2 separate regions of the Homo sapiens genome follow, and region 2 is linked to region 1. Evidence: chromatin loops called from intact Hi-C (ENCODE). Cell type or tissue: heart left ventricle. All regions are shown on one strand. Each heading gives the region's core, and the rest is flanking DNA. Links, peaks and the distances in the headings are about the cores only.

Region 1 (8,312 bases), core at 96-8,095:
CCAGGCTGGAGTTTGTGGAGAGAGTGTGTGTCACTCACAGGACATATGACGCATTTGCAACATGCGTTCTCAAAGTGGGAGCCACAGCAGTGTTCGTTTTACTATTGCTGGGCCTGTAAATGGAGCGTTTTATCTTTTTCGTCAGCTGGTTCATTGAACAAGTGTTTACAGAGCACCTGCTAGGCAAATCCATCGTGACAGAGACTCGGTGTGCCCCCAAGGAGCTCACAGTCTAGCGGTAAAGATGGTGCATAAACTCCCTGACACTCAGGGTGGCAACAGCCACCCCACCTGCTCCTCCCTTTCCTAATGCCCACACGGAGCAGACACTCGAGGGCTGCTTTTAGGAGTGCTGACTACATGCTTCCCTACCTCCATGTAGGCATGTGTGTACACAAGCGTGTCCTGTTTTCACCTTTTCACAAAACTATGTCAAAAGTGAAACATTTTGGAATACATTTCCAGTTATGCAAAATGTTTAAAATATGAATTTCTTCGGTTAACACAAATTAGGCATGAAATGTAGGCAACCCTGTTTACCAAGAAACATCAGGGTGCGGTGTGGGTCTGGGAGGTGCCCATGAGCACCTCATCTTGAGGCCAGTCTTCATGCTAGACCCTGGGTGGAGAGAGCGAGGCGGCTGGAGGTGGGTGTGTGACACCAGGTGACTTAGCGGCCCCAGGAGGGTGACTTCCCCTCCGGAGGTGCCATGCGACTGTACAGCTCAGGAGCACTCGGGGTCACCTACAGGAGGGGCAACTCCTGGGTGTCTCCCAACAGAGCCCAAAACCTGGAAGTGGACAGAGCACCCCCCGCTCATCTCCTGGGCCCTCGTCTCAGAGGAAGGACGGCCATTCTGGCCAACACTGACCAATGCTCCAGCCCACACTGCCCTGCACTGCCTAGAAGGAGAACCTAGGCTGGGCTCCCAGACAGGAGAGAGGGGTGCGTTTGTGGGGCTAATTAATAGTAATAATAGGCCGGGAGCGGTGGCTCATGCCTGTAATCCCAGCACTTTGGGAGGCCGAGGTGGGTGGATCACCTTAGCTCAGGAGTTCAAGACCAGCCTGGCCAACATGGTGAAACCCCGTCTAAAAATGCAAAAAAACTAGCTGGGCGTGGTGGTGCCTGTAGTCCCAGCTACTCGGGAGGCTGAGACAGAATCACATGAACCCGGGAGGCGGAGCTTGCAGTGAGCCGAGATCGCGCCATTGCACCCAGCCTGGGCAACCAGAGTGAAACTCTGTCTCAAAAAAAAAAAAAAATCGTCATAATAATAATCCCCCCTCACCTGAGTTCTGGGAGGTCAATCCAGGTTCAAGATTCCTCCTTTGAAAGGTAGACTGGATTTGGATACAGAGGGTGCCCATGCGTGAGGGGACGAGGGGGCCCGGGATGCGGGTCCGTGTGAGGGGCTGAAGAGTTGCCCCTGTGCTAGTCAGTGCCGCCGCCATAACCGAGCCCCGCCGGCTGCGCGGCGTCTTCAGCAAGCGTTTATTTGCTAATTCTGGGGGCTGGAGGTCCGCGGTCACGGTGTCCACAGACTGACTTCTCCAGAGGCCTCTCCTTGGCTTGTGGACACCGTCTTCTCCCTAAATCCTCATCTCCTCTTCTTATACATTGTATCAGGGCCCGCCCCATGACCCCATTTCACCTTAATCGCCTCGTTAAAGACCCCATCTCCAAACAACCATATTCTGAGGTCCTGGGGGTTAGGGCCTCAGCACAGGAATTTGGGGCGGGGGGACACACACTCTGACTTCGCACCACCTCCCCACCACTGCGTGGTGTGTGCTGCGGTTTAGCTTGTGTGACTGTGATCTTTTTCGTCAACTGGTTCATTGAACAAGTGTTCAACGGGCCCTCTAAGAAAGTAATTAACGTCAAATGAGGCCCTAAGGGTGGGGCCCTGATCTGATAGAATTCGTGTCCTTATAAAAGAGGCACCAGAGCACCCACTCCCTGTCTCCGACGTGTGGGGACAGAACAGGCGGCCATCTGCAAGCCAGGTAAGAGCCCTCGCCAGGAAAGGCCCAGCTCACACCTTGACCCTGGACTTCCAGCCCCTAGAACTGTGAGAAAATTAATTTCTGTTTAACCTACCCAGTCTGTGGTACAGTCATCTCTCAGTATCTGTGGGGCACTGATTCCAGGATCCCCACAGATACCAAAATCCACAGATGTTCAAGTCCCCCAGTGAGCCGTCTGCATCCATGGAGGCAGCCCCAGCCTTGGAGACCGACTGTGTTTCCTTAGGGCAGCCCTAGGCGCAGCGGTGCAAGGAGAGCCACATTTACCCCTGGCGCTGCACGGCCCTGAGGCTGGGCAAGGCTGTCCACCCCGCTGTCAGAACCCCAGCAGGGAAGGTGTCCAGAAGGCAGTCCTGGGAACCCTGCACAGAGGCCCAGCGGGCACAAGGTTGGGGCAGCTCTGTTCCCAGCAGGCCGAGCCCGGGTGGCTGGAGAGGGAGCTCTGGAAGGTCAGCCTAGGGGCCGTCGGCCCCTGCAGACCCTGTGCCCAGCCCAGCATCCCGGGGAGCTCCCTCCACATGCTCATCTCACGAGGTTCCTGCTGCACTCAGAGTGGAGGATGGGAGGCCTGGGGCGGAGGGCCGGGGCTTTGGAATGGCTGAGGGGGACAAGGATGCACAAGGGGCCAGTGCAGAGGACAGCGCGACTCCCAGGGGCCCGGGGTCCTGGTCTTCCTGGTCCTGCCGTTTTTATTAGAAGCGAGCCCTCCACCCCAGTGGGTGTAGAGCCCAGGACGCAGCAGAGGGTGGGGGGGTGGGGGGCGGCATCGGGGCAGGTGGCAACCCCTTGGACGCAGGCTCAGGACGCCAGGGTCAGGGCGTGAGTGCCGGGGCCCCCTCAAAGCCGCGGGGTCCAAAGAGGCCGCCGGCCCCGGCCCCGCCCTCTGCTCCTCCTCCCCCTCCACCGCCAGGCCCGGGTGGCCGCCGCCTCCTCCGAACGCGGCCGCCTCCTCCTCCGAACGTGGCCTCCTCCGAACGCGGCCGCCTCCTCCTCCGAACGCGGCCGCCTCCTCCTCCGAACGTGGCCTCCTCCGAACGTGGCCGCCTCCTCCTCCGAACGTGGCCTCCTCCGAACGCGGCCGCCGCCTCCTCCGAACGCGGCCTCCTCCTCCTCCGAACGCGGCCGCCTCCTCCTCCGAACGTGGCCGCCTCCGAACGTGGCCGCCGCCTCCTCCGAACGTGGCCGCTTCCGCAGCGCCCGGCGCAGGCCGCACTCCGCCACCAGGGGGCGCCACAGCTCCTCGCGCCGCCGCCTCCCGCAAACACAAAGAGCCGCGCGGCCACGACGGCCGCGTGCCCGGAGCGCCGGGGTCTTTCCTGGGCTCCAAAGTCAAGAGCTCACGTTCCGGGAGGATCTGTCCGCGGAAATTCGGTTCTGAGCGTCGCCGGACTCCGCCGCGGGGAGGCGGGTGAGGGGAGGGGGCCGGAGGGTCGGGGGTGCCGGGGGGTGCGGGAAGGCTGCGGGGGAGGCTGTTGGGGACGTTCGTGGCGGGGGAGGCTGTTGGGGACGTTCGTGGCGGGGGAGGCTGTTGGGGACGTTCGTGGCGGGGGAGGCTGTTGGGTCCCCTCCCCGCCCCACCGCGTCCCAGGGAACCCCGGCAGGGCACCCAGTGAGGGGGGCCCGGGCGTCCGCCCATTCCTCACTGCTGTCCCCGCCTGTGCCCGAAACCCCCGTTCACGTTCACCGAGAAAACAGACATAAACCCAGCCAGGCACATCCACTAGAATGGCTGTGATTTCAGAAAAGCGGACGTAAGTGCTGCCGAGGAGATGGAGGCGTTGGACCCCCTCGCGCATTGTCGGGGCGGGTGCAGCCGCGGTGCAAAAGGACCTTCCTCAGAAAGTTGAGCACGAAGTTCCCACAGGCCCGGAAGTTCCCCTCCCGGGCGCTCCCCAGAGAGCTGAAGACTGGGCGCGTGCCGGCGGCAAATGTTCACAGCAAAGGGCGGCCCAGTGCGCAGCTGGAACATCAGCCCCAGGCGGTCGCTGCGACAGGGACGAGCCTGGGAAACGTGAAAATGTCCAGAACAGGGAATCCACAGATAAAGAAAAGACATCGTGGTTGCCAGAGCTCGCGGGAGGGGGCAACAGGGACCGACTGCTTAACGTGTATGGTTCCCCTTCAGGGTGAGGACGTGTTCTGGGACGAGGTCGAGGTCAGGGTTGCAGGACAAGATGAAAGCGCTAAATGCCACTGAATTGTTTGCTTTAACGTCATTAATTTTGTTATGTGAATTTCATCTCAATAGAATAAATAGGTCAAGCTGGCTGCAGGGCCCACCCCACCGCGGCCTGGAGCAGGGTCTTCTGGGGTGTACCACCTCTGCCCTCACCCAGGCTCCACCACGACCAGCTTCGTCCACCCCCCAGGAGACCATGAAGGCCCACGTCTGAAATCCTCACTAAGCCCACCCTCCCATCTCCCTGAACTACGGGTAGGACCCCTCTGGCCCCCAGCCCTGCCCTTGACCCGGCCCACCAAGCCCCCACCCAGATCCACACCACCAGGCACTCTTGCCCTTGGCCTGCTGCCAGGCTGGCCCCGCTCCTTCTGGGCCTCCTGGAGCTTCAACCCCTGCCTCCACAGCAGACCTTGGCCTTTAGCATGTTCAGTCTCCTCAGTGGCAGCCCCGGGAGGGCCATCTTCTTGGGTCAAAGCCCTCCTCACTACCCACCCTCTTGCCAGGACTAGCTGTGTCCTGCAGCAGCCCAGCATGTGCCGTTGAGCTGGCCTTTTCTCAGGCCCAGTGCCCAAGGAGGAGCTGATTGCATAGGCTCAGAGTTTCCAGGAAGAGTGGGGACTCAGATGTCTGCCCAGGTGTCTCCACCGCGTCCGCCAGGGCCTCCAGCTTTCCTAACCAGGACCCTGGCCTCTGGCCTTGGTTGAGTATTTCACCTTCTTCCATGTTTAGTCCCTTGGGCTCTGCTACCCTCCTGCTGGAGGTGAGAGCATCCTGTGTGCAACCAGAGATGCCCTCTGGCTTTCAGACCTGCCTGCTTTTCACCCTCAGCCCTTTCTCACTCAGCAAAATTGTGGGGGTCCCTAGTCAGCAGCTCCCTGGGCAGCTCTCTGAGCAAGGTGGTCTCTGTGGTCATGAAGGAGAGCCGGCTAGGACAGTGCCGGAAACTCAGCTGCCTCTCCCCTTCAACTCAGCTGGCCCCCCGCACCTGAAGTGCACAGGAGCCGGGAAGAGAGTCTGGAGCCCACCCCGGAGGGCAGCACAGGAGGTGTCTCTGCAGCTGGTGTCCTGCCACCCCTGCAGGCAGCACACGTCCCGGGCATTCTCCTTAGCCACAGACAGAACAGCCAGTGCCAGAGTCTGCTGTCGCTTCCCCTTTAAGCACACTCATTCACCACACCCGAGGAGGCCAGAGGTGCAGGGAGCATGGGCTGTCGCTTCCCCTTTAAGCACACTCATTCACCACACCCGAGGAGGCCAGAAGTGCAGGGAGCATGGGCTGGGTGCACCTCCGCAGGAGAGAAGGCTGAGCCACCGCCGTCCCGGGAGCCCGGCTCCCAGGCCTCTCGTTTTCCCCTACCTCCCTAAGACTTTTCTGTCACTCTCTGGCCATTGAAAGGCTTCTGTTCCTTAAAGTGCTGTTACACTCTCCTTTCCCAGGATGCAGCAAGCCAAAACAGTACCACTGCACGTCAGCCTGGGTGACAGAGTGAGACCCTATCTTAAAAAAAAAAAAAATTGGCTGGACATGATGGCTCACGCCTGTAATCCCAGCACTTAGGGAAGCCAAAGTGGGCGGATCATTTGAGGTCAGGAGTTCAAGACCAGCCTGGCCAACATGGTGAAACCCCATCTCTCTACTAAAAATACAAAAATTAGCATGGTGTGGTGGTGCATGCCCATAATCCCAGCTACTGGGGAGGCTGAGGTGAAAGAATTGCTTGAACCCAAGAGGTGGAGGTTGCAGTGAGCCGAGATCACACCATTGCACTCCAGCCTGGGCAACAGAGGGAGACTGTGTCTCCTAAAAAAAAAAAAAAAAAAAAAAAAGTCTTCTTTCCATGATGAGAATGTCAGGCCCTGCAGCCTCTTGCACTGGCCAGAGGGGCTGGGGTCACTGTCTGTTTCCTTGCCCACCCTCAAGGGACAAGGAGGAGAGGTGAGGCTGTGGGCGCACCTGATTTTACCTGCTGGAGTCTGTGTTCTCTGGGATTAGGGAGCATCTGGAGCTGACTCTTCCTCCATGGGACCCTCCCTTTTTCAGGAAAACTTCCCCTCCTCGGGGATCCCGCAGGGCTAAGAAACACCCTCTTCACCTCCCTCCTGCCCGGTCCTTCTGACCAGCCGAGAGAGTACAGACCCTCCCCGATCTGGGAGGAGGGCCCATCACTGGCTCCCTGCCCCCTGCTCGCCAAGCCCCCCGGGACTTCCCAGGCTGTTCCTTCCACCTGAAGGGTCTCCCTCTGGCCAAGGCGAGGCTCACAGTTCCCCTGTCAGGATGGGGCCTTAGACACCCAGACTGACCCAGTGACAATCACCTTAATTCTCCACAGATAACTACCTACAAGTTTTCTGATTTATTCATTAGTGGATTTGTTCGTGATCAGCCCCACACCTGTTAGAATGGAAGCTGCAGGCAGCAGGAACCAGTGTGGCCAAGTCGGAGGGCAGCACAAGCCGGTCCTCCTCGTGGACAGCAGGTGTGGAGCAGGCCAGGCCCACAGGAGGGCGGGCAGGAGGGCAGGCACCGAGAGGTGCGGATGGCCTCTCAGAACAGGGGTGCAGGCTGGTGGGGGCAGCAGCTGGAAGGGGAAGGTCACAGAGCCAGAAAGATAGGGTGTCCGCCACAGCCAGTTCTTTGGAAGTTTCCCTGAAAAAGGGAAAAGAGACAAGATATGGTTCAAAGGAAAGCAGGGCCTGGGAGAGGCCTGTGTGCAGTGTGTCTGCAAAGGGAGGAGGAGGCAAAGATACTGAAGGTGAAGAGGGAAAGGAGGAAGGGACAGGGGAGGTGACAGAGGGAGGGGAGGGGGAGGAGGGGCGGGGGAGAGGAGGGAAAAGGGGGAGGCGATGGGACGGGGGAGGGAATGGGGGAACAGGTGGGAGGGGAGGAGGGGGTGGGGGAGAGGAGACAGGGGAGAGGGGAGTAGGGGGAGGGGATGAGGGGAAGGTGGGAGGGGAGAGGGGAGGGGATGGGGGAGGGAATGAGGGGACAGGTGGGAGGGGAGAGGGGACAAGTGGGAGGGGAAGGGATGGGGGAGGGATGAGGGGACAGGTGGGAGGGGAGGGAATGAGGGGCAGGGGGGAAGGGAGGGATGAGGGGCAGGGGGGAAGGGAGGGGGGTTTGGCCCTGCAGCAGGTGGGATTCTGCTCAGCCCATTTCCTGGGCCACGGGATTCATGAAGGGCACCGGGTCAGGCCCCCCGGGCGCACCGTTGCTGGTATATGCGGTGATCGGGGTCAGGCCCCCGGGCGCACCTTTGCTGGTATATGCGGGGGTCGGGGTCAGGCCCCCGGGCGCACCGTTGCTGGTATATGCGGGGGTCGGGGTCAGGCCCCCGGGCGCACCGTTGCTGGTATATGCGGTGGTCGGGGTCAGGCCCCCCGGGCGCACTGTTGCTGGTATATGCGGTGGTCGGGGTCAGGCCCCCGGGCGCACCTTTGCTGGTATATGCGGGGGTCGGGGTCAGGCCCCCGGGCGCACCGTTGCTGGTATATGCGGGGGTCGGGGTCAGGCCCCCGGGCGTTGCTGGTATATGCGGGGGTCGGGGTCAGGCCCCCGGGCGCACCGTTGCTGGTATATGCGGTGGTCGGGGTCAGGCCCCCGGGCGCACCGTTGCTGGTATATGCGGGGGTCGGGGTCAGGCCCCCGGGCGCACCGTTGCTGGTATATGCGGTGGTCGGGGTCAGGCCCCCGGGCGCATCTTTGCTGGTATATGCGGTGGTCGGGGTCAGGCCCCCCGGGCGCACTGTTGCTGGTATATGCGGTGGTCGGGGTCAGGCCCCCGGGCGCACCTTTGCTGGTATATGCGGGGGTCGGGGTCAGGCCCCCGGGCGCACCGTTGCTGGTATATGCGGGGGTCGGGGTCAGGCCCCCGGGCGTTGCTGGTATATGCGGTGGTCGGGGTCAGGCCCCCGGGCGCACCGTTGCTGGTATATGCGGGGGTCGGGGTCAGGCCCCCGGGCGCACCGTTGCTGGTATATGCGGTGGTCGGGGTCAGGCCCCCGGGCGCACCGTTGCTGGTATATGCGGGGGTCGGGGTCAGGCCCCCGGGCGTTGCTGGTATATGCGGGGGTCGGGGTCAGGCCCCCGGGCGCACCGTTG
Region 2 (8,312 bases), core at 24-8,023, 93 kb after region 1:
CACGCTCCATGCTGAGCTTATAGGCTGACTGTAAGTTCATTCTCACATTGCTATAAAGAAACGCCTGACAGTGGGCTGGGTGCGGTGGCTCAAGCCTGTAATCCCAGCACTTTGGGAGGCCAAGACAGGCAGATCACTTGAGGTCAGAAGTTCGAGACCAGCCTAGCTTCAACAAGGTGAAACCCCGTCTCTACTAAAAATACAAAAATTAGCCAGGCACGATGGTGGGTGCCTGTAATCCCAGCTACTCGGGAGACTGAGGCAGAAGAATCGCTTGAACCCGGGAGGCGGAGGTTGCAGTGAGCCGAGATTGTGCCACCGCGCTCCAGCCTGGGCGACAGAGACTCTGTCTAAACAAAACAAAAGAAAACCCAATCTAACAAAGAAAACCTTACTACAAAGCTACAGTCATCAAGAAGACAGTGTGATTGATAATAGAACAAGGATAGATGTATAGATCGATGGAAAAGAATTGAGGGTTCAGAAATAGGTCCTCACATTTACAGTCAACTGATTTTTTTTTTTTTCTGAGACAGGGTCTCACTCTCAGCCCATCACCTGGGCAGAACCCTGCTGATCCTGCAGATCACTGGACCCTCAGGACACTGAGGTGTGAATGCCAGAAGGGGACAGTGGGACATCAGGGAGGCTGCCACCCCAGGGCCCTTGCCCCGGCTGCGTCCGAGGTGGGTATAACCCTGGGGCTCCAGGGGGCCGTGGGGCAGCAGCCAGGCATGGTGAGGAGACAGTCCTGGACCCAGGTGACCACAGAACCCGGCGGGGCGAGCTTCAGCCTCACCTCTCACAAGCCCCGGCTCCAGGCAGCCCCAACCCCACCCCCATCCCTAACTTGCCGGCGCCCGGAGTTCATGGGCCTGGCCTAGACTTCGGTCACCACAGGGACTGAGGTTCTCCAGATTTCAAAAGCCTGTGATCTGCGGTTGTGTTGCCCCGTTCCCCCCGCGGCAGACAAGCCCAGACACACACGGCCCAGACACCCCAGAGGCAAAGGAATTCAGCAAACATTTATTGACCCTTGGTCCTCATCAAGGAGGCAGTGAGAGATGAACTGGAAGTGACCAGGGGCTGCCAGCCACACCCCCTCCACCGAGAAGATGACTTTCACCTACTATTCAGCAGAAAACCAAAAGCCAAGATAAAAATCGCTGGGGAGGGGCAGGGATGGGGGACCGGGCCAGACCCCAGCTGCTGAGCAGCCGCCACCTGAGGTGGGGAGGGGCAGGAAATGTCTGGAGAGTAGGGAGGGCAGAAAGGACCCCCACGTGAGGGGGCACCCCACATCTGGGGCCACAGGATGCAGGGTGGGGAGGGCAGAAAGGCCCCCCCGCGGGAAGAGGCACCCCACATCTGGGGCCACAGGATGCAGGGTGGGGAGGGCAGAAAGGACCCCCCGCTGGAGGGGGCACCCCACGTCTGGGGCCACAGGATGCAGGGTGGGGAGGACAGAAAGGACCCCCCGCTGGAGGGGGCACCCCACATCTGGGGCCACAGGATGCAGGGTGGGGAGGGCAGAAAGGACCCCCCGCTGGAGGGGGCACCTCACGTCTGGGGCCACAGGATGCAGGGTGGGGAGGACAGAAAGGACCCCCCGCTGGAGGGGGCACCCCACATCTGGGGCCACAGGATGCAGGGTGGGGAGGGCAGAAAGGACCCCCCGCGGGAGGGGGCACCTCACGTCTGGGGCCACAGGATGCAGGGTGGGGAGGGCAGAAAGAACCCCCGCTGGAGGGGGCACCCCACATCTGGGGCCACAGGATGCAGGGTGGGGAGGGCAGAAAGGACCCCCCGCGGGAGGGGGCACCTCACGTCTGGGGCCACAGGATGCAGGGTGGGGAGGGCAGAAAGAACCCCCGCGTGCCTAAGCAGGTTCTGGTGGGCGTCCTGGCTGGGTGTAGGCAGAGGCTGGCTCCCGGAGGCCCGAGGGGGGCTCTGAGAAGGGGGCGGCCTGAGGGGGAGCCCAGGACAGCCCCTATGCTGCCCCCGTCCAGCCCGGCCCCTCAGGCTGTGTTTCCTGAGACCTCGCTAGTCTAACCCAAACCTCCCAGCTCTGTCATTCAAAGGGATGGATTAGGTCCCCGTGGGTCCATTTCCCTGTTTTGGGTGCTGAGGACAGAGCTTCTGGACAGACTCAGCCCTCGCCCTCTGGAGCCCCGTCCAGCTGGGCCCGGATGATGCACCACCCAGCCTGCGGCAGATGGGATGGACGACAAGTTAGGAGGAAACAAGGGGGAAAAGCCAGGGGGCAGGTGGTGTGGAGCACAAAGGAACCCAGACTGCGAAGGGACTGCCCAAGGACTGTGATTCCCCCAGAACCTGAGTGGTCCCTGGGCAGCTATGCAGGGCCCTTTCGCCACAGTGGAGAGGGCATTCAAGGCCAGAGCCTGGTGGAGAGATGCCCTGCCCTCTTGGGACCCACAGCCCGGGTGACTTTGTGGGGTGCCTCTCTTACCCTGAGCTCCTCCCCACACTCCCAGCTTCGCTGCCCCAGGCCCTCCTTCCCCTTCTGCACTGATGCCTTCTCTGAGCAACTCCCCTCCCCCGGCCACGCTGAGCTTCCAGCTGCCCCCAAGAAGACCGTCCCTTCCTGTGCTGCTGAGGAGGCCTCCCTCACGGGGTCTCAAGCTCCCAAGGGGAAGGGGGCCTCCCTCACGGGGTCTCAAGCTCCCAAGGAGAAGGGGGCCTCCCTCATGGGGTCTCAGGCTCCCAAGGGGAAGGGCTACTTTGAGGCTCTCCTGGGACCAGGACCCCCAGAGTAGGACTGCTGGGGGGACCAAGGGTGGGACCCCCAGCCCAATGCTACCCCGCCCAGGGTCACTGGCCTGGCCCTCGGAGCTCAGGGAGGGGGCAGGGCAGCCAGGGGCCAGGGGTGGCCTGGCTTGTTGGGCCTGGGAGGCTCCTACAAGCTGTGCACGGCTGTGTCCTGGAGGGCCCAGGGGGGCTCCTGATGGAGGCACAGACTGGGGCCTGGAGGGCCAGTGCTGGTGGGAGGGCTCGCTCGCCTCCCGTGGGCCCTGGTGAACTCGGCCCCAGTTGGGAAATGGCCCTGGGTGCGGCTCAGGGGGAGACCCTCTGCCTCGGCTGAGTGCCTCGAACTGCGCCGGACCCCCCCGAACGCGGGACCGGGATGGCGACCGCGGCGCTGGTTCAGGGGAACGTCCGGCGCTGCCTGGTAACTCGGTGGTCGACAACGGCACGTGCTCGGGACGATGAGGGAGGAGCCCCCAGTCCTCACCCACTGGGGAGGCGGAACCTCCCTTACCGGGGCAGGGGAGGCTGCGGGCAGGGCCGACGCCCTCGTGAGCGACGTCCTTGGCCCCGGCACTCGGTGTCCACAGCCCAGCTCGGACCCGCGCGCTCCCGCCGGGCGCCCCCCGCACAGACGCCTGGAGGAGGGGTCTGCGGTGGGCACGGGCAGCTCTGCACTTAACAGGAGAACCCAGCGGGGGTCTTCAGGGCCAAGGGCGGCCGCCCTCATCCCAGCGCCGCTCAGGACCGCAGCCTCCGCCTTCCGCGGTCCGGGGACTGGGAGTCGGGAAAGGGGCCTCCGAAAAGTAACTTGCCCGGCGATGCTGCGCGACCGCCTTCCAGCACCGGGAAGATTCTGGGCACTCAGGGACGTTGAGCTTCCCACCTGAGCCTCCGGGGGGACCCCTCACAACCGCCACCGCAGAGCGAGGCAAACCCAACGCGGGGGCAGAGGGCGGGTGCGCATGCGGGGCTGCAGGGATGCGGAGGGGAGGGCGCGGAGCGGAGGGCGCGGAGCGGAGGGGTCGCCCTCAGTCCTCGGTCCCGCCCCCAGCCCGCCCCCCCGGGCCCGCCCGACGCCCCCAGCCACCTGCAGACCGCGGCCCTGGGAGGAGGGCGGGACCCCGGCGCGGCGTGGCTGCGGGGCGCTCCCAAAGTCAACTCTTCACCAAGACAAAGAAAGAAAACTCGTGACGCAGACTCTGGAATAATAAATACGTTTTCTCTGCTACAGTCTCGGCAAAGGCCACGGCCCTAGAACGGGGCGCCGCCTCCGATGCAGTCTCAGGGCCACAGCCTCAGCGCAGCCACGGCCTCCAGGGCCCACCCGGGCCCTGCGGCCCCGCCCTGGGGGCGGCGGGCAGCGCCCGGGTCAGACCCGGCAGCAGCGGCGGCGCGAGCAGAGGGAAGGGGCCGCCGAGCGATGGCAGCAGCGGGCGGCCCGCGTAGACCTCGGGCGCTGGGGCCTCTGCGGGGGCAGCCGGGGACAGCGAGGCCGGGCGGCGGGAGGGTCCCAGCTGGCGCAGGCAGGCTGCCAGGTGGCCCAGCAGGCGGGAGCGCACGTCGGCCGGGACGCCCTCGCAGCCGGCCAGGAAGCGGTTCACCTCCGCCAGACACTCGTGGAAGCCGGCGCGGTACTTGCCCAGAACGGCGGGGTCGGCGCTGAGCGCGGCTGCGGGAGCGACACAGGAGGAGAGGTCGGTGCCGGGTCCCGGGGGTCCCGCGCCCTCCCCCCGCCTCCAAGCCGCCGCCGCCCGCGCCTCACCCGTCACCTGCACGCGACGCAGGCTCCGCAGGTGTCTCACGGTCATCTCCAGGATGTCCGCCTTCTCCAGCTTCGAGTGGCGGGAGCTCTGGGGGCGGGGATAGGCGGGAGGTCCAGGTCAGCTGCGACCCAGACTCCGGGTCTCGGGCCTTCGCCCCCGACTTACCTCTTTTCTGAGGGCGTCCAGGATGAGGGTTTTGAGCTGAGCGAGGCTCTCGTTAATACGCGCTCGGCGCCGCTTCTCCATGACCGGCTTGGAGGACTGCGGGTCGGGCACCGGCTGAGTCCCGCGTCCCTCCCGCCCCCCGGTCGCCCCCCTCACGCCCGGCCGGGACCCCACCTTGCGGTGCTCGGCCGCGCTCCGGGGCTTGTCTGGGGTCCGGCTGGCGCTGGCCGGCGCTCCTGCCATCGGCGAGGCGCTCGGTTTCCCCGGCGTGTCTGCGGCCATGGTGCGCCCCGCGCCTCCCCGTGCCGGGTGGAGCGCGCCGCCACGGACCACGGGCGGGCTGGCGGGCGAGCGGCGAGCGCGCGGCGATCCGAGCCCCTAGGGCGGATCCCGGCTCCAGGCCCGCGCGCGCCTCAGGCCGTTTCCCTATTTAAGGCCTCGCCGCCGCGGGGTGTGTGAACCCGGCTCCGCATTCTTTCCCACACTCGCCCCAGCCAATCGACGGCCGCGCTCCTCCCCCGCTCGCTGTCAGTCACGCCTCGGCTCCGGGCGCGGCCTCCGCGGGCGACAATGGCATGCGGGGCCCCCGCCCGCGCCCCCCTCCGACACCGCTGGGGACAGGGCCGGGTGATCCCGCGCTCCCCGATGCAGCCGGGGCCGAGCAACGCGCCGGGAGGGGCCGCTGGGGGCGAACGGGGCCCGGGACCCCCGGGGCTGGGCGGAGTCTCGGGGCTCACTCTCCCGCCCAGGGGGCCGGGAGCCGGGGCTGGACGGAGCTGGGGCTGTGGCCGCGCGGGAAGTCGGGAAGGAAATTCCCCCAGTGGCGCAGGGTCCGGCGGCGCCGAGGGGTGGGCGAGCCTCGGTCTCGAGCCTCTTGGCTTCCTCCGCCCGTCCCCACTCCGGTCCCGGTTTGGGCCCTGCTCGGTCTCCGAGTTTGATCCGACACCGGCTCGGCCTCCGGGGGTCCCACCCTCAGGTGTGCGGCCTGGAGCACGGAGGGCTGCAGAAAGCCTTGGGAGCGACAGAGCCGGGGGAAGGTCGGCGGCCGGGTCGGCAGGCGGGAGGGCGGAGTCAGCGGACGGCGAAGGGGCGCACGGGTGGCCCCGCAGAGCAGGGCCGGTGATGGCGCGGGCCGGGCCGGACCACGAGGAGCAGAACGTGCGCGTGACGCGAGCGGGCTGGTGACGTCACCAGGCACCCGGGGCGATGACGCAAGCCTGCTGGGATGACGTCATGTGGCCCGTGTCGCCACGTGCTTCCAGGTGACCCGCTGGCGAACTCAGCAGCAGCAAAGTGGGGCTCACAGAAAAATGAGGGGCCACTGTTAATATAACTGCAAAGGGGCAGGTTGCGTAAAACAGGGCTGTGGTTATTTTCGTGTTTGCTGTTTTTATTTCGAATGCCGCTGCGGGGCACGTTGGTCCTTTCCGCACTCGGGGTCCCCGGCGGCCTCACGCGTCCGTGCAGCGGAGGCTTCCTGAGCCCCCTGGAGAGCCTGGCCTGGGCCCGGGTGTGGAGACCCTCCCGGGCTTTCAATCCGGGCAGGAGGCAGATGGCAGACTCAGCAGTCACGTAAGAGAACCGAATTAGGTGGGTGGCCTGGGTGGACAAAAGCCTTCTTGACGCCGGGTGGTCCCAAAGGCTTCTGCGGGGTGGGGGGTCCTCAGGGGGGAAGCCTCAAGGGAGGGCGTGGCATTCCCAGGGTGCGAAGGGGGCGCAGGGACGAGGGAGGTGGGGAGGGGGAGCTGGGCCAGCGAGAACCGGGAGCTTCTGGTCGGGGAGGGAGTCGGGGAACTTTTTGGGGAGCTTTTCTGAGCCAGGGAGTCGGCTGATTGGCAGGTTCGCCCCTGCCCGGGCACCTGGACCCAGGGTTTCTGTGCGGAAGCTTCCCCTCCCCTCGGACCCCACGTCTAATCTGGCCCCAAGCAAAGTCCTGCGGCCCACGCGGGAAGGCGCCCTCTTCGCGGCGCTGACCCCGGCCCTCCGCGGTGCCCCTGAGGCGCCCCCCACACCCCGCCGCTTGCACAGGGGCGCGGGGGGCTGCGAGGCCGGAGCGGGGGTGGCGCCCTCTCCGCCGAGAGGCTGTCCGCGCCCCTCGCCGACTGGGGAAAGCCGCGGGGGCTGGGCGGGCGTCTCGGAGGTGGCCCCGCGAGCACTTAAGCCCCGGCTCTCCTGCCCCGACCTCTCTGCGCGCGCCTCGGCGCTGGAGAGGCTCGGACCGGCCCCGTAGCCCAGGAGGTGGTGTGGATGGTGTCCCCGTCCCGCGTCCCTCCCCGGCCTGAGCGCTGGGCCCGGGCGGGAAAGCCCGCGAGCGCCCCCAGTGGCCGCAGTCGCCGCCGCCTCCTGCTGGGGGTCATCCCAGGGGAGCTGCCGGCCTGAATCTCCCCAGCCCCTGGGCCCCGGCTTGGGAAGAAATTTGGGGGGGCTCTGGGCCTCCCCCAGTCCCTAGACAGGCAGGGAGTTCGGGATGGAAGGAGGAGCCTGAGGATCGTTTTTATTTATTTTTTTTTTGTAGAGATGGGGATCTCCCTATGTTGCCCAGGCTGGTCTCGAACTCCTGGCCCGAGACGATGCTCCTGCCTCGGCCTCCCAACGTGCTGGGACTACAGGCGTGAGTCTCCTCCCTGCCAAGCGTGGCTGGGACTGATCATTCCCTCACTGGTTTTTAGATGGGCTCACTTCCCCTCCTTGTACCTGTTTTCTCATCTGTAAAAGGGAGCTAACTTTTTTTTTTTTTTTTTTTTGAGGCAGCGTCTCGCTCTGTTGCCCAGGCTGGAGTGCAGTGGCACCACAACCTTTGCCTCCCGGGTTCAAGCGATTCTCCTGCCTCAGCCTCCCAAGTAGCTGGGATTACAAGCATGTACCACCACGCCCGGCTAGTGTTTTGTATTTTTAGTAGAGATGGGGTTTCACTGTGTTGGCCAGGCTGGTCTTAATAGGAGATTCTACTTTTTTTTTTTCTTTTTTGAGACGGAGTTTCACTCTTGTCGCTCAGGCTGGAGTGCAGTGGCACGATCTGGGCTCACCACAACCTCTGCTTCCTGTATTCAAGCGATTCTCCTGCCTCAGCCTCTGGAGTAGCTGGGATTACAGGCGTGTGCCGCCACACCTGGCTAATTTTTGTATTTTTAGTAGAGATGTAGTTTCTCCATGTTGGTCAGGCTGGTCTCAAACTCCCCACCTCAGGTGATCCACGCACCTCAGCCTCCCAAAGTGCTGGGATTACAGGTGTGAGCCACCGTGCCTGGCCAGGAGATTCTACTTTTAAAGCCACTGACGGCGTCCAACTCATAGTGAGCACCCACGCCCATCTGCCAGGGTTCCTGCCCCTGGGCAGCAGCTGGGGTCCTTGCTGAGCAGAGGCAGGAGGGGCCACCAGCACTTGCCTCTGCTCTTCTGGAGAGGAAGAGACCCCCCTGCTCCCTGCCCCCTGCCAGGGAGCCCACTCCAGGATCTCCGGGGACTGTGTTCCTCCCACCTTCTTTGCCACAGGACAGCTCCCATCTGTGTGTCTGTCTCTCTGGGTCTGTGCCCTTGGCCTCTGATGGTCCCCTCCCTGCCTCTCGAATCTGGCCTCGATTTGTGGTAGGGGCCTCAGGGTTCCTGAGGGCCTTG

What was found. Hi-C counts contacts between places; a loop is a spot of excess contacts. Peaks named below come from ENCODE experiments on the same cell type or tissue, not always from the same donor. Only the 100,000 strongest peaks of a DNase experiment are listed, where the experiment ranks them.
Region 2: it touches region 1 in a loop (3.0-fold over the local background); 2 of 110 quality-filtered maps call a loop at or near these places.

Annotation. Positions count from the first base shown.
Region 1 is chr1:901,523-909,834 of GRCh38, forward strand. It overlaps LOC284600 (a long non-coding RNA gene), which reads left to right and starts at 3,593. Exons shown (of 5, transcript XR_007065342.1): 1 at 3,593-6,690. RefSeq lists a silencer at 3,238-3,347. In heart left ventricle, for the core only: a CTCF peak has its summit at 3,247 (motif pointing right); DNase peaks (open chromatin) are centred at 2,319, 2,559, 3,249, 3,929 and 2 weaker places; H3K4me3 peaks cover 1,622 bases; H3K27me3 peaks cover 1,434 bases.
Region 2 is chr1:994,995-1,003,306 of GRCh38, forward strand. It overlaps HES4 (hes family bHLH transcription factor 4), which reads right to left and starts at 5,103. Exons shown (of 4, transcript NM_021170.4): 1 at 4,872-5,103; 2 at 4,698-4,793; 3 at 4,532-4,619; 4 at 3,970-4,438. The coding sequence starts at 4,979. The coding sequence ends at 4,065. RefSeq lists silencers at 4,069-4,378, 4,929-5,068, 5,139-5,518, 5,619-5,668, 6,746-7,095 and an enhancer at 7,146-7,285. In heart left ventricle, for the core only: CTCF peaks have their summits at 4,178, 7,013 (motif pointing left) and 7,214; DNase peaks (open chromatin) are centred at 4,167, 5,197, 5,857, 6,987 and 7 weaker places; H3K4me3 peaks cover 4,678 bases; H3K27ac peaks cover 3,277 bases.